Linked DNA regions of Mus musculus: regions 2, 3, 4 and 5 are each linked to region 1. Evidence: chromatin loops called from intact Hi-C (ENCODE). Cell type or tissue: left cerebral cortex. All regions are shown on one strand. Links, peaks and the distances in the headings refer to the core of each region. The heading gives the core; the rest is flanking DNA.

Region 1 (6,447 bases), core at 827-5,826:
TAACTTTCTTGCTAGTTCATATTCTTATAGAATACTTAATAATCTGTCCATTCATTTATCTACCCACCATTGCATCTATCCATTCATCCAGAAGCTGGTTTCCAAATCCTCCAATCTAATAGAAGAATCTGGGTGCAGACACTGTTCCATGATGGAGACTGCTTGGTGCCACCTAACTATCTTGGCTGGGCAGTAGGACTATCATTTTCTAGCTCAGAAGAATTCCATCCATCCATCCAACCATCCATCCATCCATCCATCCACCCATCCTGTGTGTTTCATGTGCTTATTTTCCTAGAGCCTCCTCTCTGAGCTCTAGGCGCTGGTAGCAGCAGAGCAGGGAGTGGTTTTTTTTTTTTTTTTGCTTATAAATGGTGTAGGAAAAAAAAAAGGTAAATTTCCTGGCTACTGCATGAGTGCTTTATTGATTACAGAGCACCAATCAAATTAGCTGTCAGACGTGCATGCAGATGGCACTACGCAGAATGGATTTTCTATATCCCTTAATTGCATTATTTCAATCAGCAGGTGAGCATTGCATGGCCTGTAGTGGAGCTGGGGGTGGAGAATGGGTTGGGTTGACACACGATCTGGGCCAGGGCTTGAGTGACACAAGTATTTCAATATCAAGATTGAGGCATTAACAAAATGAGTCTGGTTACTTAATGGATTAGATAGAGGGTAGGGACAGCCTTCAGACAGGAGGCAGAGGCTGTCTCCCCCTCCCTTGGAGTCCAGAGATGTGTTGATCTCAGGTGCAAATAGACTGAGATGACTCTCGTCCATGTTTTGAAAGTGGGATTGCTTAGGAGCTGGAGCAAATCTCAGTTCTATTCACAGCCACCGCTCTTCAGAGTACTCTCAGGACCTCCATAAAGGGGCTAATTACTGCCCCTTCCTATCCTGATTTCATGTCTGTGGCTGTGCTAAACTACTTAAAAAAAAAAAAAAGAAAAACACTTAGGGAAGAAGAGGTTTACTTCAGCCCACAGTTCCAGGCTACAGGCAATCACAGAGGCAGAAGCTGGAAAGAGCTGGCTACATTGTGTCCATAATCAGGACCAGGACAAAGAATGCATGCATGCTTTTGCTCACTGCACATTTTCTACTTTGATAGAGTTCAAGGCCCAGCCCTAGGGAATGGTGCCACCCACAGTGGGTGGGTCTTCCCACCTCAATCAAGACAATCTCCAGAGACATGCCCAGGGGTAAACCCAGCGCCTCATTGAGACTCTCTTTCTAGGTGATTCTAGGTTGTGCCAAGTTGACAGTTAAAACCATCCCATTCCCTCTTTGCAGTATGGGGGTGTTAAAGGTTTAGCAAGCATGTGTGGTTGGTGCCCAATAAATGTTTCTCCCAAGGGCTGTTGTTCTTAGAGCCCAGGTTCCGCTGTAGGGTGGCTGTTTTAATGATGTTGAAAGCAACAAAGGCAGAAGTGTTTCTCAGGAATTCTCTTGCCAGGAAGGGTCAACCTTGGACTTGGCTCTTACTCTGCTGGGGCAAGGGACACATGGCAGTATTTGTAAAGATCCACCTGGAAGAACTACCATTTTTGGGTAGAGATGGGTTTTGTAGTTGTTCCTTCTCTATCACTTAGTGCCCAGAGTCCACTGTTGGGTCCAGTTTTGTGGTGACACAAGGCTCATATGATTATAGATCACTTAACAAAAGTGAAATAGCATAGCCATTTTAAGTGCCTCACTGGGTGCTGATTTACAGCTGTGGTTGTAGGGCTGGCCTCCTTGGCTCCTGTCTATCATGTTTGCCATTCCAGTACCTTCTAGCTGTCTACCTCTGGCCTCTCATGTTATAAAGTCCCCTCTCTTCCCCCCAGGCTCACTCGAGTGCTTTAACCTTTCATGGATAAGTGCAGAACAGAGCTGCCAGGCCAGGGTCAGCTGTGGGACAGCAGCAGGACCCGGCTTGCCGCTTCGAGAAAGAGAAGTTCTTTGGATACGAAAGACAGCTGTCATCATCTCCACCACCACAGCTAAGCTTGGTGGGGTGGGGCAGGCAGAAGGGAGCATGCAGCACTTGCTCCAGTCCATAGAATCATTCCTATCAGTGACCCGTCCTCAGACAATAGAACAGAGAGGTGTTGGGGGTGGGGGTCGGGGCACAAAAGGAGACAGAGGCCGCTCAGCTCAGTCCTTTCTCTATGGCTTTCCCAGATGGGGAATGAAGTTGGGGCACACAACTTGCTCATAGGGAATCCCACAGCAACAAAGATACTTCAGAAAGCTCATAGTTTAAAGTATTGACTCTTCAGAGAGAAAACTCTAAGGACCTCTAATTAGGAAGCTTGTGATAAGTGTGTATACTGTGTTAGGAAGGAGGGAGGATGTGTGTGTATCCCGACATAGACATCATTCATCTATGCATTCATTTGTTAATACAACAGATATGGGAGGGCTTCTGACATGCCCAGGCACGGTCAGGGCCAGAGCTTGGACCGCCCAGGGAAGGATGTAATGAAGGGCTTGAACATGGAGAAGCCATGGGACGAAGGGGCCATGTAGTGAATTAGAACCAGTGATTCACACTGAGAAGTCAAAGCCACCGTCATCAATCATTCAGAAAACAGCTGAGTCTGGCTGTGATTCAGGGCAGCTGTGTGTGGCCCCCTTCCATCAGAGCTATCTGACTGGAGGTGGGAGCGGTGAGCTCAGGGTCTCTGATGCAGGCCCCGGGCTGAACACAAAGATTAAAAAAGAGTGTGGCGGTGGTGGGGTGCAGGGAGGCAGCAGGGAGTGAGAGGCTGAGCCGAAGCTGACAAGCAGGAGCTCGGTGTGCAAAGGGAGTGACTGGCGTGTGGGAGGGAGTGGTCTTTGCTGACTGTTGAGTGGGAGAAAGAACGGAGCTGGTTGGTAAGTTCAGAGGCTTTCTCGAAGCTTCTTACTCTCTTATAGGAACAGGGATGCGAAGAGGCGAGGCGTTAAAGGATGGGTGGAGGGGGCCCTGATAATATGCAGGGAGAGACTAGGTAGTGCTCTGGGCTTCTCCAATTTTACCCAAGTGGTAGCACTGGGAGCAGTGGGGTCCCAGAGTGCGTGGCCATCTTCCTCAGAGTCACCATGCAGGCCCAGCAATGGCTGGTCCTCAGGCTCAGCCTAGGAGCCCCCACATCACCTCCTTTCCTTTCCACGGACCCAGGATGCCCGGGGTAGCTGTGGGTTGTCCACAGATTGGGGAAGCAGGAAACACTAAGGCTGGAACTCTGCTCCTCAGGCTTTGTAGATCCCCCCTCTTGAAATTTTCCTTCCTCAGCTTCTCTCCTTCCCTCATTTAGTAGGGCTGTGTTGGTGGCAGATAAATTTACCAGTTAGCCTGTAGGTGGTGGGGTATTGTGGTGGAGGGATGACTGTCCCCCTGGGGATCTTGAGTCTGAAGCAGGATGTAGGGACTTAGGGATGACTCAGCGCTGTTTCCCTTTGAGAAGACTTGAGCTGGTAATGTTAGCTGGAGGTTTTAAAGAAGGGTGTGGGGGAAACCTTTGCAAGCAACACCTACCGGATACTTGCTGGGTGCCGGGCATTGTGCTGAGCCTGCGACTGCATTGTTTGTTCAGTCCTCTCCAGGCCCTGAATGGGGACCGTGTCCTTGTTCTACTGATTCGGGAACAGTTATATAAACTTGAAACGAACTCTCCCAAGGTTGTGGACTAATCAAGATGGGATCCAAAGCTTGATTCTCTGGCTTCAAAGCCCTTAACGTACATTGTTGTCTGAGTTGGAGGTGGGTGTGTGTGTGTGCACGGGCACACGCCAGACAGCCAAGGGGCTGCCTGTGGTAGGTTCTTGATCATAGATGCTGTATTTGTGACCCTTCTTGTCACAAAAGACCTGACAGAAAGCAATTTAAAGCATTAAAGGTTTATTCTGGCTTATGGCCAAAGGGCATCATAGGACTTCATGGCAGGGCAGAGAGAGCAGCAGACAGCTGGTCATGTTGCCACTACAGTCAGGAAGCAGAGAGAGAACCGGAAATGAGACTGGGCTACCATACCCTAAGGCACTCCTGTAGTGACCTATATCCTCCACAAGTTTCCACCTCCTAGATGGAAACCAACAGCGCCACCATCTAGGGATCAGGTGTTTAAACCTAGGAGGCTGTGGAGGACAACACATGCTAGAACCATGGGTGGCTCGTGCCATCACCTCCTTTTTGTCTGTTGTTTTTTATGGCTCTTCCTTATTATGCTCCAGGAATTGTTGCTCATGGCTCTTGCACGTGGTGAAGAGGGACGACAGAGCCCTGGACCTGAAATGGAGACCACAGCTGTCCAGAGCGCTGTGTCCTGAGGAGGGTGATCATAAGCGCTCCCGGGGCAGCTCGAGCCACTGGGATTCGTGTTCTTCCCAAGGAGCCATTTGTTCTTTTGCTTTTCTGTGTCTCTCTGAGTAAGAGGCTGTCCCGATAGCTTCCTGTTTCTTTTCCCTTTGTACATTTTCCTTCTCTTGCTTCTGATATGCATTGCTTGTCTAACACCCCTCCTTCCTCACCTCCCATCATCATCATCCATCATCCCTGTTGTTGTTTCCCCCCAGTGGTCATCTGGTCACAGACCTCTGTGTCTCTGTTACTTCATACCATGGTGGCATTCCCATGAGGAAATGCCATAAGGACTGTTGGGTGCCAAAGGTTTGCATGCCCTGCTTCCCTTAAGTGAGGGGTTTTCTTTCAGGAACACAAGAGGCCTGTTCCCATTACTGACCTTCCATCCCACCCTGTGCTTCCCTCTTGGAGGCACCTCCCTTAGGGATCACGAAGACCTCCTTCCGGGGATGAAGCTAGGACTACCTTATTCTCAACTCAGACAGCCTGCTGTCTGAGTCCTAGGGCTGCATGAGTCCCCCTAGGGAGGCTTTGAGGATTGCTGTCCCAGCTGAGAAGCACATGCCTTTTAGCTCAGAAATGAAGCCTGGGATTTTTTTTCTCCAGGGGTTTATTAAGGCGCAGTGGGCATTTGACTATATAACGGTTGTCTGCAGCATGCTCACACTTCATGGAGTGCTACTGATGAGCCTCAGCTTGGTCCCTCGTCTGTCTCTAATACCTGCTCATGGGCTGAGCACAGCACTACTCTTTATTGTGACTGGAAAGTCCAGTAGGCTGAGATGTCATTTCCTCTGAGGCCCTCTCCTTACCCTAAGTCATGCTGTGACAATTTCCAGAGCCACCTGCCACCTTCATCCTGGCCCTGTTATCTCCCTATTCTCTGCCTTTGTGCACAAAAGCCACAAAACCTACCTGGACCTTACCATGGCCACCTTCTTCCCACCCCTTCCCACCAGGCTCACAGCAGCTAATGGGGGCTTTCACAGTTGCCAAGGGCTCCCCTGGGGCAGGACTGGCTTATCCATTGACTTTCTTGATACTGGTGGGTCCTGGGAATCTCCAGCCTCTTCATTGTTCCATGGTGCCATATCTCAGTTCTTTGAATTGGATTCATATTTACCTGCCCTTTTAAAACTGGGGAATGGTTTCTGGGTCTAGACATGACAACCGGGGATGGGGTCATGGGTAAGGGATCAGGGAGAAGGAGATAGCCAGCTTCTTACTGGCCTTAGCAGCTACGAGGTCAGCTAGGTCTTTACCCTTTCTGTCCCTAAGGGATTCCTGATTCTGCTCTGTAGTCCCGGGACTATGAGAGGGATTCCCCATGGGATTGTTCCTTCCCAGCTAGATCCATACACCACAATCTATCATGACTGATCCCCAGGTCTTCTAGAGAGAAACAGATGGTCTGCTGCCGCCTGAAGAACGTGCTGACTGAATAAGTTGACAGCAGAAGAAGTGATTGTGTGTCTGTGTGAGTGTCTCTCTCTCTTTCTGTGTGTGTGTGTGTGCATGCAAATGTATGTATTTGTGCACATGTATGTGTGGGTGCATGTATACACACATGGAAGCCTCAGATGTCATTTTTAAGAACTGTCCACCTTGGTTTTAGGGGTAGGCTCTTTCACTGGGACCTGGAACTAACCATGTTGGCTAGGCAAGCTGGCTGGTGAGCTCTAGGAGTCTGGGTTTTTCTACCTCCCAGAACATACATGTATGTTCGCTAGATGGATTTTTATGTAGGTACTAGATGTTAGCATTCCTTCTAGGCCCCACCCAACGTGGGGTTTGAACCCATGACCCTGAGATTAAGAGTATCATTCTCTACTGACTGAGCTAGTTTTGGGCAGAGCCAAGAAGGAATGCTAACACTGGGGGTGAGGAGAACTCAGGTCTTCTTGCTCGTTGAGGCAAGCACTTAATACAACAAGCTGATTCCCCAGCCCCTGGTTATGGTTTAAAACTCATGTTCTGGATCATTTGCTACAATTCCTTCAGCCCTTAGGAAGTCACCATCTTCATTTCAGCTTCTGCTGGGCTCAAGCTAGCTCTCCTTCAGGTCATTGCAGTGTCTTTTGTCGTTGCCGAGTATGCTACCTGCTGGAACT
Region 2 (6,447 bases), core at 763-5,762, 130 kb before region 1:
CCTTAAACTCCCCCAAAGAGGTCTAGCTGGTCCTTGAGCCGTAAGCATCTACCTGTCTCTGTTTCTCCACTTCTGGGGTTATAAGTGCTTGCGCCATCATGCCTGACTGTGCAGGCTCTGGGGATCCAACTCCTGTGCTCACAAGGTAAGCACTTTCTGATTAAGCCATCTGGAGCAGCCTCTCCACTCTCTTTTTAGGATAGTTAATTGTTTGAGTAAGTGTTATCTACATAGGTTTGCAAATCTAAAAGGCACATAACAGAATGTGTCCCTTTTATTCCTGCTTTTATCTGTTCACAAATTGGGCTTGATAGTCTCCTATAACTTCTTTACATAGTGATGTACAAGAAAATATGAATGTATAGTTTTGTACGTCCTATCCCTATTTTCCCAAACAATAGCATATTGTATGCATTTTCTGACATTTTGCTTTTATCGTCTATCAAAACATTTTGATGTATAAAATGCACTTTCACTATGGTTTTATAGCTGTGTCATATTACATTCTGTGGGTATAACCTTATTTGTTTAACCTGTCATCTTTTGATAGATATTTAGGTTGTTTTTCAATCTGCTATTATAACCAATTCTGCGACTATGTTAGCATTCTTGTAGGATAAATTCCCAGAGGTGGAACGACGCAGGCAAGAGGGATGTATATTAGTAACCTTGACAGCGATCTTCAAATTGCCCTTCCTAGGATCTGCACAGTTCATGCTCCCGTCAGCAATATTTAAAGGACCCGCTTCCCCACACAAACACAATGTGTTCTCAGCCTCTTGGTGTCTTGCCAGCCTGGCGGATGAAAATGGTCTGTGCATCTCTATTTAAGTGCTAAGAGACCATTCCCGGCTGCTCCTCCAGCAGTCTTGTGGTTCTGAGCAATGTCTCCTTGGCCAGAACTTTGTCCTGTATTTCTTCCTAAATCATCCATCAACAGGAGGAACAAAATCACCCTAATTGGTCTGAAGTTAATCTGGTTTTACATCCTGTGGTGGGCCTGGGATCTGGGCCAGACCTCCCAGTGCATAGTGCCTGCATGACACTGGGCTACCAATGCTAAGGGGAATGGTGGCCATGGATGGGTAGGTGCTGGGCAGTGTACCCAGTCTCCTAGCCTGTTAAAGGCTGCCTCAGACCTGGGCTGTTAAGGTCAGATAGTGCTGCCCTCATACGCTCCCATTCTTCTGTGGTTGGTGGGTTTTTGGCTGCCCTGGGGCGGGATGATGTCTGTGCTCGTAGGTAAGTTTGTTCCAAGATCAGATCCAAGATATTGGTCGTATAGACCCTGTCACGGAGGAGTATAGGTTTTAAAACTTGCAGTCTGGGTTCAAATCTCATTCAAAAATTGTTATCTGTTTATTCACCCAGCTTCTGTGTGTGTGTGTATGTGTGTGTGTGCGCGTGCATATGTGTAGGCCAGTGGTAAATTGATGGTGTCAACAAACATTTTATTTATTTATTTATTTATTTATTTATTTATTTATTTATTTATTTATTGTGTGTGTGTGCATATGCACACACCAAAGTATTTGCATGGAGGATGGAGAACAAAATTTCAGGAGTGAATTTTCTCATTCACCATGTTGGTCCAAGGGATCAAACTCGGGTCATCAGCTTGAGGGTAGGCACATTCACCCACTGAGCTACCCCATGGACCCTTCGCATTAATTTTGAGACAGGGTCTTTCACCGACTCTAGAGTTCACCCACCAGTTGGGTACACTGGCCAGCAAGCTCCAGGGTCCTCTCTTCTCTACCTCTCTAGGGCTGAGTTTTCATGGTGCCTGGCTTTTTACATGGATGTCCCAGATCAGGGCTCAGGCCCTCATATTTGATCAGAGCCACCTCTTTGTCCCCACACCCCAAGGCTCTCCAAACCTCCGAGTTCTCAGCTGTAAAGCTGAGCCCAGGACAAAGGCTTCTCTCAGGGGACCCTTCCATCACCAAAGTTGAAAGCCTGTGTAGCAAGCACACCACATAGGCTTTCCTGAACTAGGATGTCCCACGTCACAAGACGGTTCTGCTAGGTTTTCTTAGGTCACGAGTCCCTGGGAATAGTTGGGAGGCTCAGTTGTCCCAATGTCCCCAGGCCAGGTGTACAGCCAGGCATACAAAAACTACTTATGGACTGAATGAGAGAGTAGCAATAACTTAGGGCAAATCAGGCTGCTGCACACCCTAACGGCTCGGCATTCTCAGTCATATTGAGGAGGGAGATCCCCAGTACCAGTCCGCATCGAAGCATTCACACACGCGTGCCTCCTGACGACGTGCATGGTTTATCTATGGCATCTACACTGTATTGATTTATCAATGCCCATTTTGCAGTTGGATCAATAAGCCTAATTGCATCTCCGGTTGACATGGGGATACAACCTGTTTGCAGTACGGAGAGCAATCTTGAGTTGAGAACCTGCCCAAGTCTTTATTTGCTTTCCAATTTGTAGCTGCTCTTATGACCAGAGGCCAGACTTTGTTGCTCCAACACCAGGAAGTCAAGGCCAAGTGAGGCCTGAGGGCTCTGTGTGTGTGTGTGTGTGTGTGTGTGTGTGTGTGTGTGTGTATGAGAGAGAGAGTGAGAGAGAGAAAGAGAGCTTTGCCTACTTAAGGAGGAAAATGGATGCAGGGTGCCTGTTTCTGGGGTGGGTATCAGCCCACTTACTCTTGAATCTCTGGTCATGTTTCTTGTTCATTGGACATACTTAAATGCCTACAGTCTGTCCCACACAGTAGGGTCTATTCTACACAGTAGTGTCTGTCTCACAAAGTAGGTCCTACGTTCCACATAGTAGGGTCTGTTCCACGCAGTAGGATCTGTCCCACACTGTAGAGTCTATCCCACACAGTAGGGTCTGTCCCACATAGTACCAGCTGTTATAATGTTGGCAAACAAATGCCTCAATATTCTTGAAGGGCTTTGGGGGATGTTTGAGAGAAGATGGCCAAGCTCTGGCAGTAGGTGGCGCTATGTCAAAGTCTGAGGCCCAAGTGTGGAAAGAAAAAGCTTTTCCTGGGAGCTTCCAAGTCCTCAAATAAAATGGAAAATGATGATTACGCATTCCTGTCTTTTAAAATCTTCAAACAGGACCAAAAGGACTGACTCTGTAAACACAAAGGAATTTCAGTCAATGAATAGAAGAATATCCATTTATTAAGCACCTACTAAGTGCCTGGTACAGTATTAGCATATTAATTCTGCAGGAGTGTTCTTTATATCACACTCCCTTGTCTAATCCATCTCTATTGCTTACCTTTTAGAGGACTACATTGATGAATTGTTCTATTAAAGAAGGATAACGATATTTAAAGTCTTTAATGGGAGAAGAATCACAAAGGAGTTTTTAAGACTAATTTAGACTTGTGTGGAACATTCAACACATTATGCTAATTTTTTTTCAGAAGCTGAACAGCTTAGAAGGGGAAAAAAATCAGCCTGTTTTCATCTTGCTGCCAAAGCTGGTGATCTAGGCCTCATCAATGCTAACAAACGCACTCCTAATAGCAGTTTGCATTTGTTAGGCTGAAGAATGCATCTCTGGAAAACATTATTAGTGCTTACATTATCTTACAGATTACACTCACGTTCAACCCAGGGTCCCAGGAAAAATATAATGGCAGATTGAAGCCAATGGGCTATTTTTATGGGATAGAACTTCATTATTTTACAAAGTTGAAAGACATCTTTGAAGATTCAGGGATATGTGTGTGCATGCATGTGTGTGCATGAGACTGTAGGGTAGCAACACTGCTCTTCTCCCCAGACTGGGCAGAGGGAGAAGCAACCAGGCCCTGCCCCAACTCCCAGGCTGAGTTCGGCCTTGTTGCTAAGCCCTTTTTTTGCTAAACCATAGGCTCCATGGGTTAGGGCACAGGGGTTCTGATTTCTATAGGCACCGCTGATAGCATCAGTCCCCTGGCTGAGCAGAGGCTCTCAACCTATGGGACCAGTAGCCAGAAAGACAGGGTTAGACTAGGAGCATGGAGAACCTACAGGGGCTCATATCCTTGAAGAAAGATGATTCTTCTTTTCCCGGTAGCCATCAGCTGCCAATAGCTCCTCAGCTAAGGGTAGGGTCTCATCTCCCCTTCCCCATACATGCTGGAATACTGACTGGCTTGGTCAAGCATCCACAGCTACTGTGAGTTTATGAATGCATCAGCAGTGCCAGGGGGCTGGGACTTCCTCGATTCCTTTCCATTTGTTAGTGACCCAGTTGCAGAAGCCACCAGCTTCTTGTGGTCTTGTCTCCAGAAGGAGTTTATCTCTGGGCTTCTTCTTTCCTGTACAGGGAAAGAGATACATTCTCTCTGACCACCGATAGATATCACTTCAACCAGCAGGAAATGTGATGTGGCTCAGGTCGGCTGTCCCAGCAGCAAGAAGGTCACGGGAACCTGGGACTTGAGTGGGAGGCAGGGTAGAGAGGGCCTTCTGTTGAAGGAACTGTTGCTCAGACTGTTTTCACACTGAGTATTCACACTGAGTATTCACACTGAGTATTCACACTGAGTATTCACACTGAGAGTCTCCACACTAAGGGTATTCTCGGGGTACATTAAGTAGAGGCTCTGGGTTTATTGTCCCAAAGGGGAGGTGGCTCTGTGAAGAAAAGCAGCTGGACCATTGGCACAAAAGTTGACACACCTCCCCATGTCCCCTCAGCTTGGCTGGGCTCAGCACAGCCACAGAGTCCAAGCCTAGATCTCTAAGCCTCTGTGCAGGGCTGGCTCCTGGCATAGCTTCAGCCAGGGCAGCAGGAGCTGTCTCTTGCTCTTCCCTCCTCCTCTTCTCTCTTCCCTTCCTTCTGCCAACTTCATTCTTCCTCTTCTCTCTTGGTTGGTTTGGTTTCTCGAGGAATCTGGAGGAAAGAGGCTCTCAGAGGAGGCCATAAAACCTTGGGAGTTCAGGTTTCTATCACACAGGGGAATGTGGAAGCCGATGATAGTCTATGAAAATTCAATAACCCTTGAAAACAGCGCCAGAGTTGCTCTCTGTAAATTAAAACAATGGGTACCAAGGAACTGTCTCTCACTCACCTCTACTACTGAGAATGTGGGACCAAAGAGACTTAATGAGGCGTCCGTTTTTTTTTTTTCTATAAAAATATAGTTGATTTATTTGAATCAATCACAGATGCAGAAGGTGGCCGATGATTGCGTTTTAGTAATAACCAACAAACAAAAGCCTCCTTGCCTCTTGTAGTTGGGGACAAATAAACAGATACACAGAAATTCACATCCCAGTGGGAAGATGCAGAGATGTGCCAGCCATCATACCAGTCTAGTTTGTTAAGCAGCAGTGGCTGTGTTAATCAGGTCCTGGCGGCTGTGGTATTGTTAGAAGGGACAGGAGAGTGCGGGTGGCATGACCATGTTCTGCTCTATCTGATGCCTTTGACCTCCCCCAACCTGTTGTTTCCTTTAATGAGAACCCTGGAGCTGAGGTCTTGTGTGTGCCCGGAAGCCTTGTGAGGGCGCTTAGCTCTCCAGATGCCTGGGTCTGTCTGTCTGTCTGTCTACCTATGTATCTCTGTGCATGTATGTACCTATGTATATCTGTGTATGTGCACATTTGTATTTTTGTCTGTGTGTGCGTATCCTTGTATCTCTGTATCTTTGTGTGTCTCTTAATATATGTATGTAATGAATGTGTGTATGTATATAAGTATGTGTCTATATATCTGCATGTATATGTCTGAGTATGGGCTTGTGTGTGCTGTATCTATGCATCTCTGTACATTTGAATAACTGTTTGTGTATATGTGTCTCTGTGTGTATATATGCAAGTTTCTGTTTACGTATGTGTGCAGCATATATATGTGCCTGTGTGTATATATATATGTACCTTTGTACATCTGTGTATCTATGTGTATCTGTATACATCTGTGTTTCTACATTTGTGTCTATGTATTTTTTGTATCTCATCTCATTTTGTGACTCAATATGTGTGCTTGTGTCTATATACGTGTATGGTATATATGTGTGTCTGTGCTTCAGAGCTGGTGTGTTTCTATGTATATCTGTATCTATGTCTCTTTCTGTGTGTCTATGTGTGTTTATATATCTGCATATTTGCCTCTGGGTGTGTTTATGCCTATGTGTGTCTATTTGCATATCTATCTCTGTGTTTCTGTGCCTATGTGTGTGTGTCTATGTATCCCCATATATATGCATATGTGTATATATATGCATATGTATATATACACATATGTATACACACATACATATATATGTCTCCAAGTGTGTCTGTATATCTGTGTGTCTAACCTGTGATGTGTGTGTGTGTGTATGTGTGTGTGATAAAGAGGGGCCATACTTCTCCCTGCTCAGTCACACATAGTGTTCCCCTTTTGCAGAATTCCCATTTCAAAAACTCGAGATCCAGGCATCCTGTTCCATCAAGTGATAAACTGGCAGAGCAGAAGACAGTCCGCCTGAGGGGGAT
Region 3 (6,447 bases), core at 603-5,602, 220 kb before region 1:
GACTTTATATATTTATTTTTTAAATTTTTTTAATTATGTATTTTCCTCAATTGCATTTCCAATGCTATCCCAAAAGTCCCCCACCCCCTCCCCCCCCCACTCCCCTACCCACCCATTCCCATTTTTTGGCCCTGGCGTTCCCCTGTACTGGGGCATATAAAGTTTGCCTGACCAATGGGCCTCTCTTTCCAGTGATGGCCGACTAGGCCATCTTTTGATACATATGCAGCTAGAGTCAAGAGCTCTGGGGTACTGGTTAGTTCATAATGTTGTTCCACTGATAGGGTTGCAGATCTCTTTAGCTCCTTGGATACTTTCTCTAGCTCCTCCATTGGGGGCCCTGTGATCCATCCAATAGTTGACTGTGAGCATCCACTGGACTTTAAATGTGCTCTTCCTTATAGCCGTGGGGATCCCAGCATTGGATAAGAGTCACGGCTTTTGGACATGAGTATGAGAGAGAGGGGAGGCCGTCTAGTTGGGTTGTGGGTCTGAGACTTCAGCCAGATGGAGACAGGAAAACATGAGGACCAGAGGGCTGGGAACAGAGGTGATTGGGGGCAGCTGAGTTCAGGGAGGATGGGAGGGACCGGCAGCCAGAGCAGAGCCCAGAGAGAACGATGTCCCCTGGCTCCCAGGGGGCTGTGGTCAGGACAGCGCATGTGTCCCAAGCATGCCCACTTTGGTCATCCCACTGCCTCTGTCTGACCTCAACCAAGCTCCACCCTCCAGCAGCTGTGATTGCAGGGAATTCTGCCCGCTCAGCTCCTCCACAGTCTATGGGTGAGAAGCAGTGTTTTATAAATAACCCCGGGTGAAAACCACCTTAAACACAGCACACACACACACACACACACACACACACACACCCCGGAGCAGAAACACCCAGAGGCAAGGTGTATCGTGCCGGGTGTGACAGTGTGGGTGTGACAGCGTGGCTGGCAGGTGCCAGGCATGGGGAGAGGATGTCCCTTTGTCACTGAGAGCCCCTTCAGCCATACTGAGCTCCCAGCCCTCACTGTGACTCCCTGGCTCCTTGTCCTGACTGGCTTCTTAGAGGTCACTGAAGAGGGAGGGCATGACTGCTGTGTGTGTGTGGGGGGGGGGTCTCGGGGAACCAGCATCTAGGGTCAGACCTGTGCTCCTGCACACAGGTTCCCCACCACTGACTGAGCCCCAAGAAGTGGGCACACCTCAGTCCTGGGAGCCTGAGTCCTGCCTGTTTCCTTTTCACTGTTTCCACACTCTGGTCTCAGCAACCTTCTTCTGAAACTGTGGTCACAGTAATTGTAATCATCATTACCACCACCATCTCCTCCTCTCCCTCCTCCTCCTCCTCCTCCTCCTCCTCTTCCTCTTCCTCCTCTTCCTCCTCCTCCTTGTTCTTTCTTCTTTTTTGATGCAGAAGCTCCTGTAGTCCAGGCTGACCTGGAACTCCCTGTGTAGAAGATGTCCTTGTACTCCTGATCTTCCTGTCTCTACCTCCTCCAGTCTCTACCTTTTAAGCACTATGCCACCACACCCAGTTTATGTGGTACTTGGGATTGGACTCAGGGCTTCCTGCATGCTGGGCAGTCACTTTACCAACTGAACTACATCCCCAGTCACAAAGAAGCTTTCTTTGGTGAACCCAGTGGCATCCTTTGCCCACCTAGAATAACCCCTGTCTCCTTTCACTGGCTCCTCTTTCCATCCTTCAAGTCCCAACTTCATCTCTGCAGATGGGACTTAGCTGCTCTCCTGGGAGGAGCTTAGGATCCCACCATGCACTGCCAACCCTCCATTTCACTCTAGTATCTCTGGTTCTGAAGTCAGTATAGCTCCATAGGAATTCAGTGAGTCTAATGTCCCACATCTTTATAAGCTCCCCAGAGATTGCTGTCCCGTGTCCCCAGCACGGAACACAGCTTGGCACACAGTAGGTGTGCAACGAGTGAGGGAAGAAAATCTAACAAAGCATACCCTTTCCTAGAACCAGAAACACACATCCTACAACTGCAACCCTTTCCCACCTTCTAGAAACATCTGGCAACTGGATCCAGCCGAAGGCAGAGAGAAGCCAGCTGAGAGACTGTGCCATGGTGCACTGAGGTCAGAGCTGCGATGCTTGGAGCTCTGGTCTTTCCCAGGCAGGAGTAGGAAGGCAGAAGGACGGTGGCAGTGCCACACTTTCATCTCATCAGCTGCCCAAGTGGGCTGCAGGCATCAGAAGATAGTCCCAGGTTACTATAGTGGAGGGGTGAGACCTCCCCACTTAAGGGCAGTGTGGTCCTTTCAGGTTCTAGGAGGGATGCTGGAGGCCCTAACTGGTGTCAGGAGATACATCCCTGGAAAGGGATGCATTTGCCTGAGCATCCCTGAGCCTTTCTTAAGGAGTCCAGGTTTTGCGTTAAAGTAATAACTACGCAATTCAGGTCGCAACCAGAGTGCTAGAACATTGGCTCCCAGGGGACACGCTACCGAGCCCGAGGGGACGGGTGTGTCTACCTGGGGTCACTAAGAGTGCCATAGGCTTCCAGGGCTAGGATGCCTGTGTGTGGGAGCCCAGGGCTGGGTGAGAAGGAGAAAAAAGGAGGAGATTAGGGTGGGAGATAGGAGGAGGGAGAGCAGGCAGGGAGAAGGAAGGGAACGGAAGGAGGAAGAGAGAGACACCTTGGTCTTGGGGACAGGTCTCTCTTAGAAGAACCCTTGAGACACAGGGCTCGACACAGCTCGGCCTGGCAGCCACTGGCAGGGAGCCCTCTGGCGTGAGCACCATGCTGACAATCACCTCTCTGAGTGCAGACTGTGGGCCTGATTCCAAGTGGGAGGGGTGGTTTAATGTTAAAAGCAGCAATTTGTTAAGTGCTAGCATTGAAAGCATGGGTGGGATTTATAGTCCCATCTGTGGCAAGCCTTTGTTCTAAGAGGCTTAACAAAGTGGCAGTGGTCCAGGCCTCTTGGCCAAAGGTCCCACTGAGAGGGGCTTTGTGCTGGTCGGTTTATGTCAACTGAACACAAACTACCCGGGGAGAAGGATCCTTAATTGAAGATTTGTCTTCATCAGATTGGCCAGAGGGCATGTCTGTGAGGCATTTTCTCGATGAGTGATTAATGTCGGAGGGTCCAGTCCATTTTGCCTCCCCTGGGTTGTGCTAAGAAAGCAGGCTGAGCAAGCCTCAGGGGGAGCAAGCCAGTAAGCAGCATCCCTCCATGGTCTCTGTCCAGTTCCTGCCTCCAGGTTCCTGCCTTGAGTTCCTGCCCTGGCTTTCTTAGATAATGGACTGAACGTATAAGCTAAGCTAAACAGAACCCTTTTCTCCTCCAGTTGCTTTGCTCACGGTGCCCAGGACAGCAGTAGAAAGGCACACTGTGCCAGCCTCTCTCAAGGACACAGCCCTGAACGGTTTCTGGGTTCTCTGGCTCCAGCCTAGTTGCACACACCTGCACTTGCTGGGTGTGTCAGCTCACTGGTGCTGTGCAGGTCCTCCAGCCCCTCAGCCCATCCCTGCACGGGGCACCCGGGTAATATTGGTTAGGAAACAATGACCAGAAAACTTCCACACCTGATCAATACCAGTTGCACTTACTTCTTCCTGGATATTTTCTACCTTCTGTTGGTCGAAATCTCCAAATGCAAAACCAATGAGAGAGCTGACTGTATCCGCCGTAGATGTCTCGCCGATTGCCTTTTCTGTCACGGCCACGGAACATTCCACTGCTTCAATCTGTTTGTATGTAACCATTTCTCTACTTTAGGTCGTTTGGGTTTTTTCCAGTTTTCTTCCCTGTTAGGAGTAATGTTGCAGAAAATATCTGTGTATATCAATCTTTATACACATGTCTCTCTGTCTCTCTGTCCCTGTGTATCTTTGTGTCTGTCTGTCTGTCTGTCTCTGTATACACTATGTGCGTGAGTGTGTGCACATGGATGCTATGGTCATCTATGATCATTCTGAAGCATACTGACAAGTTAGTCTGGCTGCCCCTCAAGCCTGAAAGCCTCCTGCCTCCACCTCCCCAAGGGCTTGGATTGTAACTGTGTGCTGTGTACCTGGCTTTTAAAATGTGTGTTCTGGGGTTTTAAAGCCCACATTCTCTTGACCCAGTCACCCAAAGCTAGAGTCAGACACCTATCTACAGTTCTACAGTTCCCTCCCATTCAGTGGGATGCTGAACACATTACCTATAGCTCTCATCCAAATCTGCTCACAGCCCCTGTCAGGTGACACCATTCCTGCCCATGGATGGAACAGGGGCGAACACACAGAGGCTAATTAATTGCTTAAGATTTTGGAGTCTACAAATGTCAATGCTGGAACTTAGAAACAAAATAAACAAACAGCCCAGCACAGTGTGAGATAAACAAGGCCATCTGGAGTGGGCTGACTCTATGTCTTGGGTGGGAGGGTGGGGCTTTGTTCCCATAGCTCACTCTTTCTTTTTGGACTTCTTCATACACGCCATCTTTTGGGTGGGTGTTCTGAACGCTTCCAATTCAGGACTGTTGCACCTAACACTTCCTCTGCGTGTGTTTAGCTCCTGTCCACCTCCACCTGCTACATCTGCAGTGGTGAGAAGAGAAATTCAAAATGTCATTGGAACCAGGGACAGAGCATCTTCTGGAGGAGGGGCTTGCTGTGACTCACAGCTGGGCTTTAAGCCACTGGAATGTTTCTCCTGGCAAGAGATTGCTGTAGCATCGGAACGTTTTGAGCCGCAGGCCTTGCTCGAGTAGCCCCAGAAAAGAGCCTGTGTCATGTGGTCTACTTTGGAGGGTTCTTGTCCCAGTTAGGGTTTCTATTATGTAGTGAAACACCATCACCATGCCCAAAAAAAAAAAAAAAAAAAAAAAAAAAAAAAAAAAAGAAATGAAAAGAAAACAAATCTTGGGGAAGAAAGGGTTTATTTGGCTTACACTTCCACATCACTGGTCATCATCAAAGGACATCAGGCAGGAACTCAAATAGGGCAGGGACCTAGAGGCAGGAGCTGATGGAGAGGCCATGGGGGTGTGTGTACTGCTAACTGGCTTGCTCCCCATGGCTTGCTCAGCCTGCTTTCTTACAGAACCGGGAACATCCAGCCCAGGGATGGCCCCACCCACAAGGGGCTGGCCCCTTCCATCAAATCACTAATTAAGAAAATGCCCTACAGGCTTACCTATGTGGAAATCTTACGAAGGCATTTTCTCAACTGAGGCTCCCTCTTTGATGGCTCTAGCTTGTGTCTAGCCAGCATAGTTCTCATTGTCTCCCAGAGGAGCAGAGATGCCATGAGGAGTCTGGCATGTGGGAGGGTCAAATCCTGTCACCACAGTAATTTGGCTCTTGGCAGTTCCAGCAGCTGGTGAAGTTTCTGTCCATCTTTCCAGATGTTCTCCCTCCTGCTAAAGCTGAGAGATCGATGAAGGAGGGGCAGAGTGAACTGCAATGCTGAGAAGCGTCTCAGGGTAAGAGGTGCTGTGAGTTGGTGATGTCACTGTGAAAGAGAAAGGCCCAATTCCTAATGCTTTAGACTGTGACCTTGTTAGAGATAGGGTCTTGGCTACTGCAGTTCATTAAAACAAAGTGGGGCTGGATGAGGGTCAACCTGCATCAGTGACCACGTCATGGGAAGGTCATGGCAAATGGGGGTAGCTGGGAGTTGTAGTTTGAATGTGAAATGTCCCCCATATGTTTAAATACTTGGTCCCCAGTTGGTGGTGCTGTCCTGAAAGGTTGTGGAACCTTCAGCAGGTGGAGGAAGAGAGTCACTGGGGGTGGACCTTGGCGTTTTATAAACTGGACTCAATTCTTGTTTACTCCTTGCCTCCTGATGGAAGAGATTATTACTACTACGCCCATGAAAGACTGTGGGCTAAAATAAACCCTTCCTCCCATAGGTTGTTTCTTGGTAGGTGTTTATTTGGTTACAGCAATGAGAATAGTAGCTAATGCAGGAGTGTCTGAGCTGAGGGTTGCTGGTTGTACCAGTAGCTAGGTGGCAGGGGAGGATGGCTGGCCATATTGGAAGCGAGGTGTCAGAGGAAGATGGTCCTTACTGGAAGCTGGGTGGTGAGTGACAACGGACTCCATCTGGGATTTTATTGGCATCTTGACTTGGGACTTAGCATCCAGATTCCAGTTGATTAAAGCCTCCTAGTTTCTGGGCACTAATACAGGGTAAGTGGTGCTTGGCCCGAGCTGAGACACCAGACTCCCATCCTTGGAGGATGGGGATGCGGTCTCAGGGATGAAGGAAGTGTTAGAGTTTTCTACCCAAAACTTAGAGTGCAAAATAACGATTGAATGCCTGACTCTAAGTAGGCAGGCACCCCAGGCAGTCTTGCTGGGTGGTCCTCCAGTTCTTCATATCTGTAGCTTGCATAGGTCCCCGGGCTCAGCTGGAATTTGAGGGTCTTTGTATGTCCAAACCTGAGAATATAAAGTGACTTTCATTAAATTACCTTAAAAAGATCTTTACTGG
Region 4 (6,447 bases), core at 876-5,875, 110 kb before region 1:
TTGCAATGTGTAATTGTTTTATTAAAGTTTAAAATTTAATAAAATGAGAGCCATGAGGGGGAGGTTCCAGCTCCACGTGCATTATTCTGCTTCCTGCTGAGGAAGCAAGGTGTGTGTCCAGGCAGGCTTCCTGTCCTCTGGATGTCAAAAATAGAAGCCTTGGTGGCAGTTGATGGCTTGTGGGCGCATTCCGTGGCAGCCTCTGTAATGGGTACAACTAAATGGGGTATTCCCTTTCCTCTCTCTCCCCGCCATGTTCTCTTACTTACACACCCCCTTCCGGTAGTGCAAGAAGTCCCCCCCCCCTTCCCCTGACTCAGGCCAGGGGATCAAAGATAGCCTGACTACATGAAACATCTCCTTCCTTCTGTGAACCCTAAGGAGGGACCTTCCACTCTGCCTCATGGGTCTGAGTTGCCCCAAGCCCTGGTCATGTCTGTCTATGGCATTAATAACCATGCTAATAAATCTTCTACCCAAAAGGACAACCTGCGTCAGTGTCCCCCAGAACCTCGAGCCTGAACCTTCTATAACAATAGTCTGTCCTAGAGTCTGTGGTTCACCCTGCCTCACTTATATGGCTATATCGCAATAGTGTGTCCTTGAGCCAGTCAGTGAGGGTGAAGGGTAGAACGCCTCAATACTTACACAGCAAAGAAAGGGACTGCAGAGTCTTCCCAGCTGGCCCTGGCCTCACTTGTGTAGGATGGTGGTCACAGGAGAGCTAGCTGCCTTTCCTAGGTTCTAGCCAGGTAGTGCCTGAGGCTCTCAGCATGGGCCAAGTGTTCAGTGAACACAGGTAAGAAGTCACTTTATATTATAGGCTAAATGTTGAGCGTGAAGTCCCTGCCGCCAGGGAGCCTGCAAGTAGGGAGGTGAGTGAATGTGGGTTCATGGCTACATGACATACTTGGAGACACGCCAAGTGCTGAGAGCCTCGGGTAGCCCCAGGGAGGTTGCTAAAAGGAGCACATTTTAAAAATTAGGTCTGTTGCCATAGCTCCGGGTGGGTCAAAAGCACTTGCTGACAAGCCTGACAGCCTGGGTTTGATCCCTCTATCCACATGATGGAACCCCAGCACTTGGGAGGCAGAGGCAGGTGGATTTTTTTAGTTTAAGGCCAGCCTGGTCTACAGAGTGAGTTCCAGGACAGCCAGGGCTATACAGAGAAACCCTGCCTTGAAAAACAACACAATAAAACACAACAAAACAAAACAAAACAAAAAATCCAAACAAACAGAAAAAGAAATAGTAAAAAGGAGGCCATGACTGCTCCCAGGTACGGTACAGGTTTACTGTAGACATGAGAAAGAGCAGAGGCAGAGGCTCTGAAAGGGTCCAGACTGAACATGTGAAGGAAGGAGGGAGGGGATGGGGAGAGGAGAAAGGGAGAGAGAAACCTGGAGCAGTGGACAAGAGGCCAAAAGGTGATAAAAGGTCAAAGGGCCAAGTCACCAACATGTCTGAGTTAGATAGGAATCAGAGAAGCTGTGGGAAGGGAAAACTCAACTCAGCCCCTGGGCTGAGAAGTTAGGGTAGGGAGTTGGGTATGCCAGCCAGAAGGATCCTATATAAGGGGTGGGGACTGAGGGATTTTGGGAAACCTTCAACCAGAGTCCACTTTGATATGTTAATAAGCACCTTCGTTAGCTCTTTGTCCTGTGTTTGAGAACAGATTTCTACAAGTTGTCCTCTGACTTCCTCATACCCACCCCCTGTAGGAACACAATAGGCAAAAACCTAATAAAAATCTGAATAAAGTGTGTGGATTTTAGGTTTGCACATGCCCCCCCACCCCCACCCCCGCCCCGGGTCTTTTAAAGTGGTAACTTCAGTTTCTCTGCAAAAGGGCAGGTTGGAAAACGTAGCACAGAAAAGGTCCATGGGGTTATCTTTATGTTGATGATTAAAGGCTTAGAACAAAAGGCTAGCTAACACTCTAACCAGCCCTAAGTCCAAAGATGTGATGACGACAATGATGACGATGATGATGATGACTGCGACAACGACCTCGCTGCTGCCGCTGCTGCCAATAGCCAATGCTAACGTTGAAAATGAGTCATTACGGGCAGCAGAGTGCGTGTCTCCAGGTTTAATCTCCCGCACTCCAGACAACAGGTGTAGGCTGGAAAGAGAACTGGTGAGCATGCGCACTGGCCCTCTCACTAGGCTGGCTCTGGGATCCCCCCCCCCCCCCCCATCATGTTCATTCCAGCTCACACCCCGGCTTCATCTGAGACAGCCCGGCTCTTCCAAAGCAGCTGGATCAGTACATTTTTTAAAAATCAGAGAAATGATTACAGTTTGTCCCAGATTTCTGGAGCTGAGAGAGTAGTGAGACATTTGCATGAAGGCCTCGGAGGGTCTGGAGTTCTCGCCCGTCATTTATAGCCTTCCTTTTAATCGCTATTTATTTTTAAATATCTATCTAATGTATAATACACACTGAGGCGTTGGAGGCCATCGCCTTCCTTTTTCAGCCGTGTACCTAAAATCCCATTTACAGAGGACAAATAGCTCTTGGGTAAAGAGTCTTCAAAGCAGCAGTTAGCAGCTCTGCCTTCATGGATGGTGCCTATCTGGGGTCGGGGCACTGTGGCGAGATTATTTTAATTCCATTAGAACTCTCGGGGGCGGAGGGGGGGGGGCTGTCTGTCAGGGAGGCAGTTGCTGTTTTTTGCTGGCTTCTCTTCCCTGAGAAGGCTGTATAAGTTTCTTGGGGTGTTTGGGGAGGGGGGAGGGGAAACATGGTACCTGCAAGGGTCTGTTTACACTCCTGGTCCTCAGTAAGGCTGGAGGGACCTGCCAGTCTTCTCTTTGAACTTCAAAGGCTTGCTCCATCAGCGGGTCTTTCCTGTGGCGACTCAGAAGGGTGTTGGCTGAGTTTGTGTCTGTGGGTATGAGTGCCCTGGGCCATGTGGATTTAAGAAGGCAGCTCAAATATTCTGTAAACCAGACCGTATAGACCCAAACTGTGTCTGATTCCCTGGTCATACACAGATGCCAGGTCACACCCCAGTTTGGTGGCGTGGCAAACCCTGCCAAGGGAAAGGGAGGAAAAGAGTGCTTTGGTCTGGAGAAGAGGGACACCCGCTTCAGTTAAGGGAGGGGTTCCAAAAGGAGGTGATGCCTAGTTTGAACACTGCTGGACAACGAGCAGGTGGGGACCTTTCTCCTGCATGGGGCACGGGTTTGTCTCATGCAGGCTTGGCACTTTGAGAAGAAATGTTGTGGGGTCGGGACATGGCCAGACCCGAGCATCTCAGAAGACTGGCATCTGGCTCCAGAGTCCAGCTGGCATGTTGAGGTAGTTTGGGACAGGAGCTGGAGAAAGCGTGTTTCTTGTCCTCAGACACTTGGACCAGTTAAGGGAGAACATGGAGTGGGGAAAATGGCTGTCATATCTCCCAGAGAGCTTGGCTGAGAGGTGCTGCTTGCTGGGAGGGAAAGCAATGAATTATTTTACTAACTGCAACAGCCAAGAAATGTTAGCGAAGAACCCATATCCAGGGTGATGTGGGGACAAGGCTCCCCAAATGGCCTCTCTTACTGAACCCCCACCCACTCTGGGATCATGGGCAGATGGGCCTTGATATCAGATTCTCCTATGTAGGGTACAAGGGCCCAGGGGTTCCTTTTTCTTTGTTGAACATGGACGAGGCTCTTTTCAGGACTTGAAGTCTACATATTCCTGCTGTGGTGAGGGTGTGGGTGTGGGTATGAGGATGGGGGAAGGGGCTGGGAGGTGCCAAGTGCCTGAGGCATCTTCTTCAGGAACAAGAAGGCAGGCAGGGTGTGAGGAGACTAACTCAGTGCTCTGTGGTATCCTTGAGAGTGGCAAAGCTTCTTGGCCTTATGGCTGGAGGGCTTTGGATCCTAGATAGGAGGTTTTCTAGCCTCTCAAGGAGCTGCATCCTGGGGCTGGAGAGGGCGCTCCCTGGAGGCTGGACCAGCTTAGTGCCCGGTTAGTGTCCCAAGGAGGAGCCAGGGATGGTAGAGGCTCACCTGGTATCTGGAGGGATAGTGGCCTAACAAGAGAAGCAGCTACTAGGAAGCTTGGGCCCTGGGCAGCACTTCCTACACACACACACTTTCTCCTTCTCATCCTCATTATCCATGTCCTCCTCTTCCTCTCCCGTTTTGTGCTCCGCTGTGACATCTGTAAAGTGGGTAGCTAAGATTAGCTGTGCCATTCACAGGATACTCAGCGAATACTCTGTCCCCACCCGCTCCTATGATTCTTGGTGTTCCCTTCCCCAACTCTCTCCAGGGTCTCTGGGACCCAGCGAGTGAGCAAGCGGCCAGAAGGGAACACCCACCAGGACCCACCTTTCTAGTGACTCAGCTTTGGAATTCGTCACAGAAAAGTCAGAGCAAAAGATGTGAAGAGGAACTGAGTGGGGGCGGGGGAGCTCAGAATAGCTCCACCGACAGCTTGGGATGGGTGGGCAGCACTAATTTTATCTGCCTGCAGTTCCTCGAGTCACACTGTCAGCAAAGTGCCCTTCCCAGATGGCTTAGGGTAGCTCGGAGGGGGAGCCCGCTATCAGTAGGCTCCGAGTGAAATGGAGACCCTTTTGTGTGAGCCCTGAGGTGGGTATGCGCTCCCACCCCTGCAAGGCTTAGCATTACTGCTGTGAGTCCATTTCTGTTTTGCTGAAGTCTGTTACTAAGTCCTACACTCCCACACTAGTCTTCCTCAGATTGAGGGTCTGATGTTAAACAGGCATTACTATCTCCATCTTGAAGGCAGAAGTGAGGGCCTGTGTTTGACTAACTCCTTAGGTGGTACCATTGGGGAGATTGCGGGACCCTTAGGAGGTGGAACACACACACACACACACACACACACACACACACACACACACACACGCTTCTGGCCACGAATGCCACCATGTCTTGCTAATGAGGTGAACTGAATCCCTTCAAACATTGAGCTATCAAGAAGTTTTCTTTCTTTCAGGCGGTTCTTGTCAGAGATTTGGTGACAGCAATGAGACACCTCCAGTTTCTGTGCTCCAGTGTTTGTGGCTTCCAGTGTTTATAGTCTCCAGTGTCTGTGGTCTCCAGTGTCTGTGGCCTCCAGTGTCTGTGGTCTCCAATGTCTGTGGCCTCCAGTGTCTGTGGTCTATAATGTTCTGAAGTAGAGAATCCAGGAAGCTACAGAACTGTGAGATAGCTCACATGGGCGACTTCAAATTGTTGGCTTTGCAGTCGCTTGTTACTTGCACTAGACATTGACTACAGTGTGGGTCATAGCTATCAGCTTATATGATATTTGGGTGTGTGGCAGCTGTGAACTGCAGGGGCCATGGTCAGGATGTGATTTGCCTTGTGGCTGTGGTGACTCAGCTCCCTGTGGCCTTGTGGCACATCCCCCATAGAGCCTCTGAGAGTCACATGACAGCTCACTTTTTTATGTCTAGCACAGCCACGTTTTATTGTTGAATTAGCAGGAATAACAGCAGCATTTTAGTGGCTGATTGGGACCCGTATATTAGCAACTGTATTAATAAGCTCCTGGTGACAGGAGACCAGGAGAGTGAGAAAATGAGACACTGTATTTATCCCCAGTGCAAAATCCTTTTTATTATTAAAGACACTGTGTTAACTGAGGATAGATTTAAGGCCTGCTGGTAATTTTATTGAATAATCAGCAGCTCAGGGTCCCCACAGCAGCCTGAGCCTGAAACCCCTCATCTGGGGTTCCTGGAAAAGCCATAGAGCTGTATGTAGCACTTGCTTGGAATCCCTCCCATAAGCCACCCTCCCTGTTGGCGAATCCTGTGCAGGCGTCAGCGTGAGCCCTTGTTCACCTAGGACAGAGGGGAGGTAAGACCAGTGCGAGTCCTGGGGTATCTGAAGATAGAACTTGTGGAACCACCGTTAAAATAGTGTGGTGATGACTTGGGGCTCTGTCACAGGTGTGTCTAACCCATAGCCCCTGGACTGCAGGTGCCAGGGATGGCTGTGAATGCAGCCAACACAGAGCCATTAACTTAGGGGTGTGTGTGTGTGTGTGTGTGTGTGTGTGTGTGTGTGTATCAGAGTGACCTCTGGCATTGCTTTCTACCTTAATATTTTGGAGGTAGAATCTCTCTCCAATCCTGGCTAAGTTGGCTATTGAGCCCCAGAGACTCGCTGGCCTCTGTGAGCTGGTGTTAAAAAATCATGCTACCCTGCCTGGTCTTTTACATGAATTCTGGGATCCAAACTCAGGTTCTTATGTTTGTGTAGCAAGTGCTTTATCTTGGACCCATTATGAGATTTTTTTTTTTTTTTGCTTTTTTTTTTTTTTTTTGTAACTTTGTTGTGTCTCTAGTGTGAACTTTGTAGATGGCAACATGGTGTCACAATGTCAGAAAATTGAACATCCCTACAGGTACTTTGTTTCTCTGAGGGGGGCTACATATGTAGAGGATCCTTATACCCCAGCAAAAGCCAGCC
Region 5 (6,447 bases), core at 448-5,447, 120 kb after region 1:
GTTAGTCTGGGCTACACAGTGAGAACCTGCCTCAAAACCTACCAAAACAAGGGATGTTTAAACTTCTAGACCTCATAGAGTAGAAGTATATTGATCACTTCCGCTTGTGTTTCTGAATCTGTACAGCTGAGCTAGTGCACTAACGCAATTTATGTTCGGAGCCCTTCCACCCCAAACGTTCTGAATTGTACAAATTCAAAATTTTACCTTAAAAAAATAAATAAACAGGGCTGGTGAGATGGCTCAGTGAGTAAGAGCACCCGACTGCTCTTCCGAAGGTCCGGAGTTCAAATCCCAGCAACCACATGGTGGCTCACAACCATCTGTAACAAGATCTGACGCCCTCTTCTGGTGTGTCTGAAGACAGCTACAGTGTACTTACATATAATAAATAAATAAATCTTTAAAAAATATAAATAAACAAAGCAACAAAACTTCCCCCAAGAATCCTAGTTAGCTAACGAGAAGCTTGCAAGTCCTGAAACGAAGATGCAAGGAAAGATGCAAGCAAATTCCAAAAGTCTCTGTGGGAAAACCAGCTTCATTCCCAGCCCAGAATGTGCTAGTAAAACAAAGAAATACACGGTGAAAGCACAAAGCAACTGGAAGAGGCATCAGCATGCGTGCGGCACCCAATGCTGCCTCTCGGAGGTGTGTTCGACTCCAACCTTCCCACGTCACTTTCTCTTATTCCAAGGTGACTCGTTATCCCACTCTGGTTTTCCGCTCAGTGGTCACAACGGCTCGCCGTGGAGGTCAGCATCAGCTCTTGGGGAGTAATCTGAACATCTGTTTCATAGCAGTTTCGTTCTCCTTCTCCTTCCTTGGGAAGCATGAAGAAGCCCAACGTTGTTTAGAACATTAAACGTGGCTATTTCTGGTCTTGGTCAGTCTGCAGGCCTTGACTTATACGTGACCTCTAGTTATTAAAAAACAACAACCTCAAAAAATGAAACACCACTCTCCTGCCTGGAATCCTGCACTCTGGCTACTGGGCTGCCTCAGCGACTTGATGCTTAGAAAAGAGGGATATGCCTCTTTTTCCACCTCATCTTGGAGAGCTGTGTGGTTTAGTCCCATCTGCAGACTGGGGATGCAAGTTCAGAAGGGGTTGGGGGAGCGGGACATCACTTCTGTGCCCCCTGGCACCTGTTAGGGGCACTCATTTTCTCTTTCTCAAGATGGAAATTGTGCCTCACCTCCTGAATTCCAGGTATATTCAGAGAATCCAGCCTCCAGCCAGCCTTGGGGATTCATTCATGGATGGCATTGGCAGAAAATCATGGTCAAATAGCAGAGAGCATCATTCTGGCCACAGCCCCAGGGCACAGAGAATACCGCTGCCTTTTTATATCTGAGTGCAAATTTTGGCGCTCACTGGCCAAGTCACAGCTGACTACGACTTGGAAGTCACTTTGATTTTTTGCAGCTGAGAAGCAATTACAACCGGGTCTGAGTTGCACCACTCTCTGGACAGTGGTGGAAGGAGGGCTAGATCCTACACCAACAACCTGAGCAAGAAAGGCTCTGTCGCCCCACTCACTGCAGTATCTTCCGGAACCAGCCCAGAGGCTTGTACTCCAGGGGCCCAATGGAAGGACAGACTCAACCAGCCTTTCATATTTCCACAATTTCTTTTCTATTTAACTAATCTTATCTGCAGGGAAGCCCCGTTGAGCCCTCCTGCAAATCAGGAGAGATCCCAAAGGCATGGGCAGGACAGAAAGCCATTGGACATCCACACCAGCACAGTAGGAGGCAGGACCTGGGCAACTGTGAGGTTAGGTCGAAAGTGACAGAGGTGTTTGCAATTTAGCTGAGCACATATGAAGAGCTGTGGAGGAAAGAGAGAAGAGAAGAGAAGAGAAGAGAAGAGAAGAGAAGAGAAGAGAAGAGAAGAGAAGAGAAGAGAAGAGAAGAGAAAAGAGATGGAAAAGCCAGGAAGCTGAGGTCTTAGGCCCAGGAGAGGAAAGTGTCTTGTTTTAGGAACAAGACACGTTCCCGGCTCAGCCTGGTCAGGCTTGGCAAATGTCACCTGGGAATCTTGTAAGCGTCTCTAGTTGGGAGTAAAGAAAACTTTGCTCTTTCACAGGTAGTTGGTTCTCAATGCAGGGAGGAGTGTTCCCTGAATATTGCTTCAGGGACATCTCTCTTGGTGCAATGTACCGACCCCGTAAGGTTTCACGAGAAATGGCCGCTGATTGAGAGCAATCCTGCGCTTTGAGCAAAGCACAACCTTGGGGGAGGCTGGCCCGGAAAAGAGCTTAGAGGAGAGGAGGGGTAAGTGGGAAAACAGAGGCAGGGGGTTGTCACCTGCTGAGCTTCCTGGGAGCCAGGGGAAAGAGAGCTGTCTGGCCCAGGTGGTGCAGGGAACAGGGAATCCTCGCGCTCTGCTTGCGCGCCGGGCTGCTCTACACCTGCCGCGGGGTCTGACCCGCAAGCAGGCGGGAGGCGAGCACAGGTGGCGGCGATTGGGCAGGCGGGGCCCGGAGGGTGACGTCACGGGCTCCGGTCCCGGCGGCAGAAATAGGGCAGCCGCGGCAGCGGTGGCACAGCGGCGGGCGGCGGAGGCTCGGAGAGCTGGAGCTTGGACTATCTCTAGCACGCCAGGGGACCAGCCGACAGCCGGAGACGACCCAGCCGAGGACGCGGGGTCCGGGTCGCCGCCTCTGTCGCCGCCACGGGGCGCTCCCTCCCTTCCACCCGAGTCCGGCCACCTGGTCATTCCCTCGGCCCCGGCCGCCGTAGGTAAGCGGGTCGCAGCTCCGGAGAAGATGCGGGTGTCCGAGTCGTGCCACCGCCGCCAGCTCGTCCCGCTGCTCTCCGCCCGGGTCCCGACGCCCGCAGCTCCGCAGCTCGCTGCAGGGCCCGGTGCGGGCGTTCGCAGGTTCTCACTGCCCACGCCTGGAGAGCCAAGTTTGCGCGCCTGGCTACGGGCACGGGACCACAGGGCCGGGACTCGGCAGGGCCACCCTGGATGCGCTAGGACTGGGGGCTTAAAGCTGGGGTACATGGGGTTTGACACCCGGGGATCAGCGGTGGGGAACGGAGTGATCCTTATAGGCGCGCGGGGCGCCACGCAGAACTGCTCTGGCTGAGCCCGAAGCTCGCGATCCGCACCGAGACCCTGCAGGCGCCGCTCTTGGGCTCTGAACCCCCGGATGGCCTCAGCCAAACCCTAGCGACAGACCCTGGCTCAGACCTGTGCCCTTGGCTGGGATCTAGAGTGCGGGGCGGGCATCCTTTGCACCTTCTTCCCCTCCGCTTTGCGGGGAAACTTGCGTCCCCTTGTCGCAGCCCAAAGATAATCTGCGCCTCTCTTGGCCCTCGTTATCCCATGGCCCTCAGTGTAAGGAGCTCAAGAAGAGGGCATCCTAGCAGAACCCTGCCCTGGGGACCTTGTGGCTTTCATCTTGCGAGGCCACAGTTGTTGCCAGTAAGCAGCTGCTGTAACCCACTGGGAAGTCTCTAGGGAGCAGTTTGTCCTGAGGATATTTAGGTTGGGGGTGGGTGGGTAGGTGCTAAGAGCAACTGTGCTGACTGACTTCGGCCCCTCTTTGCTCCACCGAAGGAAGAGAGACCATTTCTAAGTTTCAGAGGAGACCTGGGAAACGCAGGCAGAGCGCTGCTCTTGGGGCGCATGTCGCCTGGAGTTTGGGTAGCACTGCAGCACGAGGCTTTGAGCACTCTCTGCAGCTGACAAAGCCGTGTCCCACTTGGCTTCCCCTATGTCTGCCACCTGAGGACTTCCTGTCCTGAAACTTGCAAGGGAAGAAACTGACTGGCAGCGGTCGGTAGGGCTCGTGGTGCCCAGAATTTGGCGAGCGTCTATGCTGTCCTTTGGTCAGCTCAGAGTTCTCTGGGAGTTTCCCCTCGCCCCCACCAGGTCTGCATTTTCTCCCAGAGCTGGTCCACCTTGCCCTGCCTAGAGGACTTCCCTCCAGATAACCGTCTCTTGACACTGATGAATAGCGCTTCGGTAGTCTCCCCTCCGTCCCCTCTAGGTGTCGCTTCTATCGAGCTTTCCATGAGTGAAAGACAGCGCCAGTAGCTTTGGTCTGTTGTCCTAGTAAATCTGTTGCAAGCCTGTGCTCCAAGAATTGTACTAGGTACCCTCCCCTGCCACGAGGTACCCAAATCCACCCACCCCTTTATATGCCTTACACAGAAATGGGGTACTTGCTAGCCAAAAAATCCGTACAGAGAACAACACCCCTTGGCATTTTCTAAGGAGGAAAAAAGTGGGGGGGGAATGAAGAAGACGTCAGGACTTTTCCAGAAAGCCCTCAAGTTATATTCCTGCCCAGCAGCCACTGGTGATGCAAGGGAGAATTTTAACAGTCTGTTCTCGTCCCTGATACTGGCCAGTATCTGTTCCGGTCCCTCTGACTCTGAGGATAGGCTCTGGTGTGGACATTGGTGTGGAAAGCAAACGAGTCGGGGAGTGACTAGGACTTGTGTGGTATCATAGCCCCAGCACTTCTCTGGCAGAACCCAGTGACTTCCTGTTTCAGTTGTGTGAGAAGGGACCTCAGGCCCAGGTTATTCTGCCACTGTCAGCTGAATGCTGGCTTTCTTCCTCCTATCATGGGGCCCAATACCTCACTCTTCCCAGGAAGACTTCAGCCTGAACCAAAGGTCATCCAGGGAAAGGGTCCATGTGTTAGCAGTCCTAATTATGTTGTCCCGGGGGCTTTTACTTTTCCTCTTAGAATTTGATGTCACCAAGTTTTGTTAATTGCAGAAAGGTTCTCCCCATCCCAACCCCCTTTCCCAGAGTGAGACCAGCTCGCTGAACTGGGCAATGTCAGGACTTTGATTCCCCTGGTTGTGCCCAGTAGGTGAGAGAAGGAGGGAGAGACTGGGTCACTCACTGTGCTTTTCCTTCTGTTAAGGAATTGGAGGACCGGTTTATTTACTGTGTCCTCATGTGATGGTCTTCTATTTGACTTAATAGCCTGTTCCGGGAACTGGTATTGAATGGTTACGTTTTCACAAACCTGTCCCAAGTGTCTACCCTACCTCTGGAGGTATCTTTTCTCTCCAAGTCCCACCTTCTTGCTTATGTGTAGTTACCATGTTTTTCCAAACAAGATGAAATTAGGTATTTCAAGAGAGTGTCTCTCTTAAAGTGTTTTGCCTCTTACTGAATAATACTAAGACATGGAACATCAAATATAATGGGAAAACCACGGTTTAAAGGACATATTTAGGAGTTATCTGAAGGTTGGACAGATAAGGGTGATAGAAGCTGTAGGTGAATGTGTAAAACTTCAGTTCCAAGATGAATGCCATCAATTTACACATTGCACATGGAAGTATTTAGGTCTTCAATTCACCAGTTGTTGGATAATAAGGAGTTCATAATCAATAGAAAATTCAACTTAGGGCAGATGAGATAGCTCAGTGGGTAATGGCACATGCTCTCAGGTTTGAGTTTGAGCCCCAAGATCCACACGTGGAAGAAGAGAACAGACTTCTGCCAGCTGTTCTCTCACTTTTAAACATACACACACACACCCAAATAAATAAATGTAACAAAAACGTAGAAAATACGATGCCACTTAATTACATTGTGCTGCAGTTAGCTTGGTAGATGCTTATCTTCTCCAGGTTGGAATTTTTGGGGCTATTTGGGGAAATTTGACGTGCTTTTCCTTTTTCCTAAAACACACGCAAATCAAAACTAGAGTCTAAACCTTTCAGCAGAAATTATGATGTAGCCACTGGTTTCAGGTTGAGTTTGTGCAGTCCCCATTCCCCCAACATCAGGCAGATACACAGAAGAGGATGGCAGGGCTCTGGGGCTCCCCATTTGATAACTCCCAGTTGATTGTCACCAGGGCATGGTGTAAACTATAGTCCGATTCAAGTACCAAGCAGATGTTTAGAAATGCAGATGCCTCCAGGGTTTGCTCTCTTAGAGGCTCTACCAAGGCATCTCTGCCATTTCTAAGCCATTTGTGTGTGACTAATCCATAGCGACTGGCCTGGTAATGTTCTCGTGTTCTGGAAAAGAGGTCAAGAGAGAAAGAGAGCTGATGAACAGTGTCCCCAGTGGCTAGCATTCCCACTTATCCTGAAAGGTTTGGTTACAGGAATAGACAAGACAAGTCTTGCCTTAAGCATATAACCATGTAAGACTCTGGCCACTGATCCTACACAGCTTACATGTTGGTTTATGGTCTCTGGGTTGGGGCAGACTTTTTTTTTTTAATGAATTCATATTAGGTTTGGTCTTCCTCTAATAACTTACATTTTTAGTCATGGCTTTTCAACTTTCTTCAAAAAGCAACTTGGCATTTGGAATGTTGCATCACGCTAACTTGTCATGACTATAATTTTAAGCACGGAAAGAGAGCACAGATACAAGTCTGTTTTACAGCGCAAATCCCGAGGTTTGCACAGAGAGGCTACACCACTGACGAGCACAAACAGGGTTTGGAA

The links. Peaks named below come from ENCODE experiments on the same cell type or tissue, not always from the same donor. Only the 100,000 strongest peaks of a DNase experiment are listed, where the experiment ranks them.
Region 2: a loop joins it to region 1, with 4 times the contacts of the local background. A loop is called at or near these places in 4 of 42 quality-filtered maps.
Region 3: it touches region 1 in a loop (8-fold over the local background); 7 of 42 quality-filtered maps call a loop at or near these places.
Region 4: a loop joins it to region 1, with 9 times the contacts of the local background. A loop is called at or near these places in 4 of 42 quality-filtered maps.
Region 5: a loop joins it to region 1, with 7 times the contacts of the local background. A loop is called at or near these places in 2 of 42 quality-filtered maps.

What each region holds. Positions count from the first base shown.
Region 1 is chr11:52,645,663-52,652,109 of GRCm38, forward strand. The region is part of intron 2 of Gm30366 (a long non-coding RNA gene); the gene reads left to right. Among named protein-coding and RNA genes, the nearest start is that of Gm39823, 57 kb to the right of the region's middle. In left cerebral cortex, for the core only: CTCF peaks have their summits at 3,328 and 4,047; DNase peaks (open chromatin) are centred at 2,824 and 3,372; H3K27ac peaks cover 2,467 bases.
Region 2 is chr11:52,519,155-52,525,601 of GRCm38, forward strand. No RefSeq gene overlaps it. Among named protein-coding and RNA genes, the nearest start is that of Gm30366, 57 kb to the right of the region's middle. In left cerebral cortex, for the core only: a CTCF peak has its summit at 2,961 (motif pointing right); DNase peaks (open chromatin) are centred at 853, 2,963, 3,478 and 4,134; H3K27ac peaks cover 879 bases.
Region 3 is chr11:52,428,948-52,435,394 of GRCm38, forward strand. No RefSeq gene overlaps it. Among named protein-coding and RNA genes, the nearest start is that of 9530068E07Rik, 36 kb to the left of the region's middle. In left cerebral cortex, for the core only: no CTCF peak of the experiment used is centred there; DNase peaks (open chromatin) are centred at 797, 2,833, 4,204, 4,578 and 2 more places; H3K27ac peaks cover 459 bases.
Region 4 is chr11:52,532,674-52,539,120 of GRCm38, forward strand. No RefSeq gene overlaps it. Among named protein-coding and RNA genes, the nearest start is that of Gm30366, 44 kb to the right of the region's middle. In left cerebral cortex, for the core only: no CTCF peak of the experiment used is centred there; DNase peaks (open chromatin) are centred at 2,122, 3,716, 4,341, 4,955 and 1 more place; H3K27ac peaks cover 2,841 bases.
Region 5 is chr11:52,762,135-52,768,581 of GRCm38, forward strand. It overlaps Fstl4 (follistatin-like 4), which reads left to right and starts at 2,572. Exons shown (of 16, transcript NM_177059.3): 1 at 2,572-2,748. In left cerebral cortex, for the core only: a CTCF peak has its summit at 3,998; DNase peaks (open chromatin) are centred at 2,489, 2,908, 3,734, 4,007 and 1 more place; H3K4me3 peaks cover 2,793 bases; H3K27ac peaks cover 1,480 bases.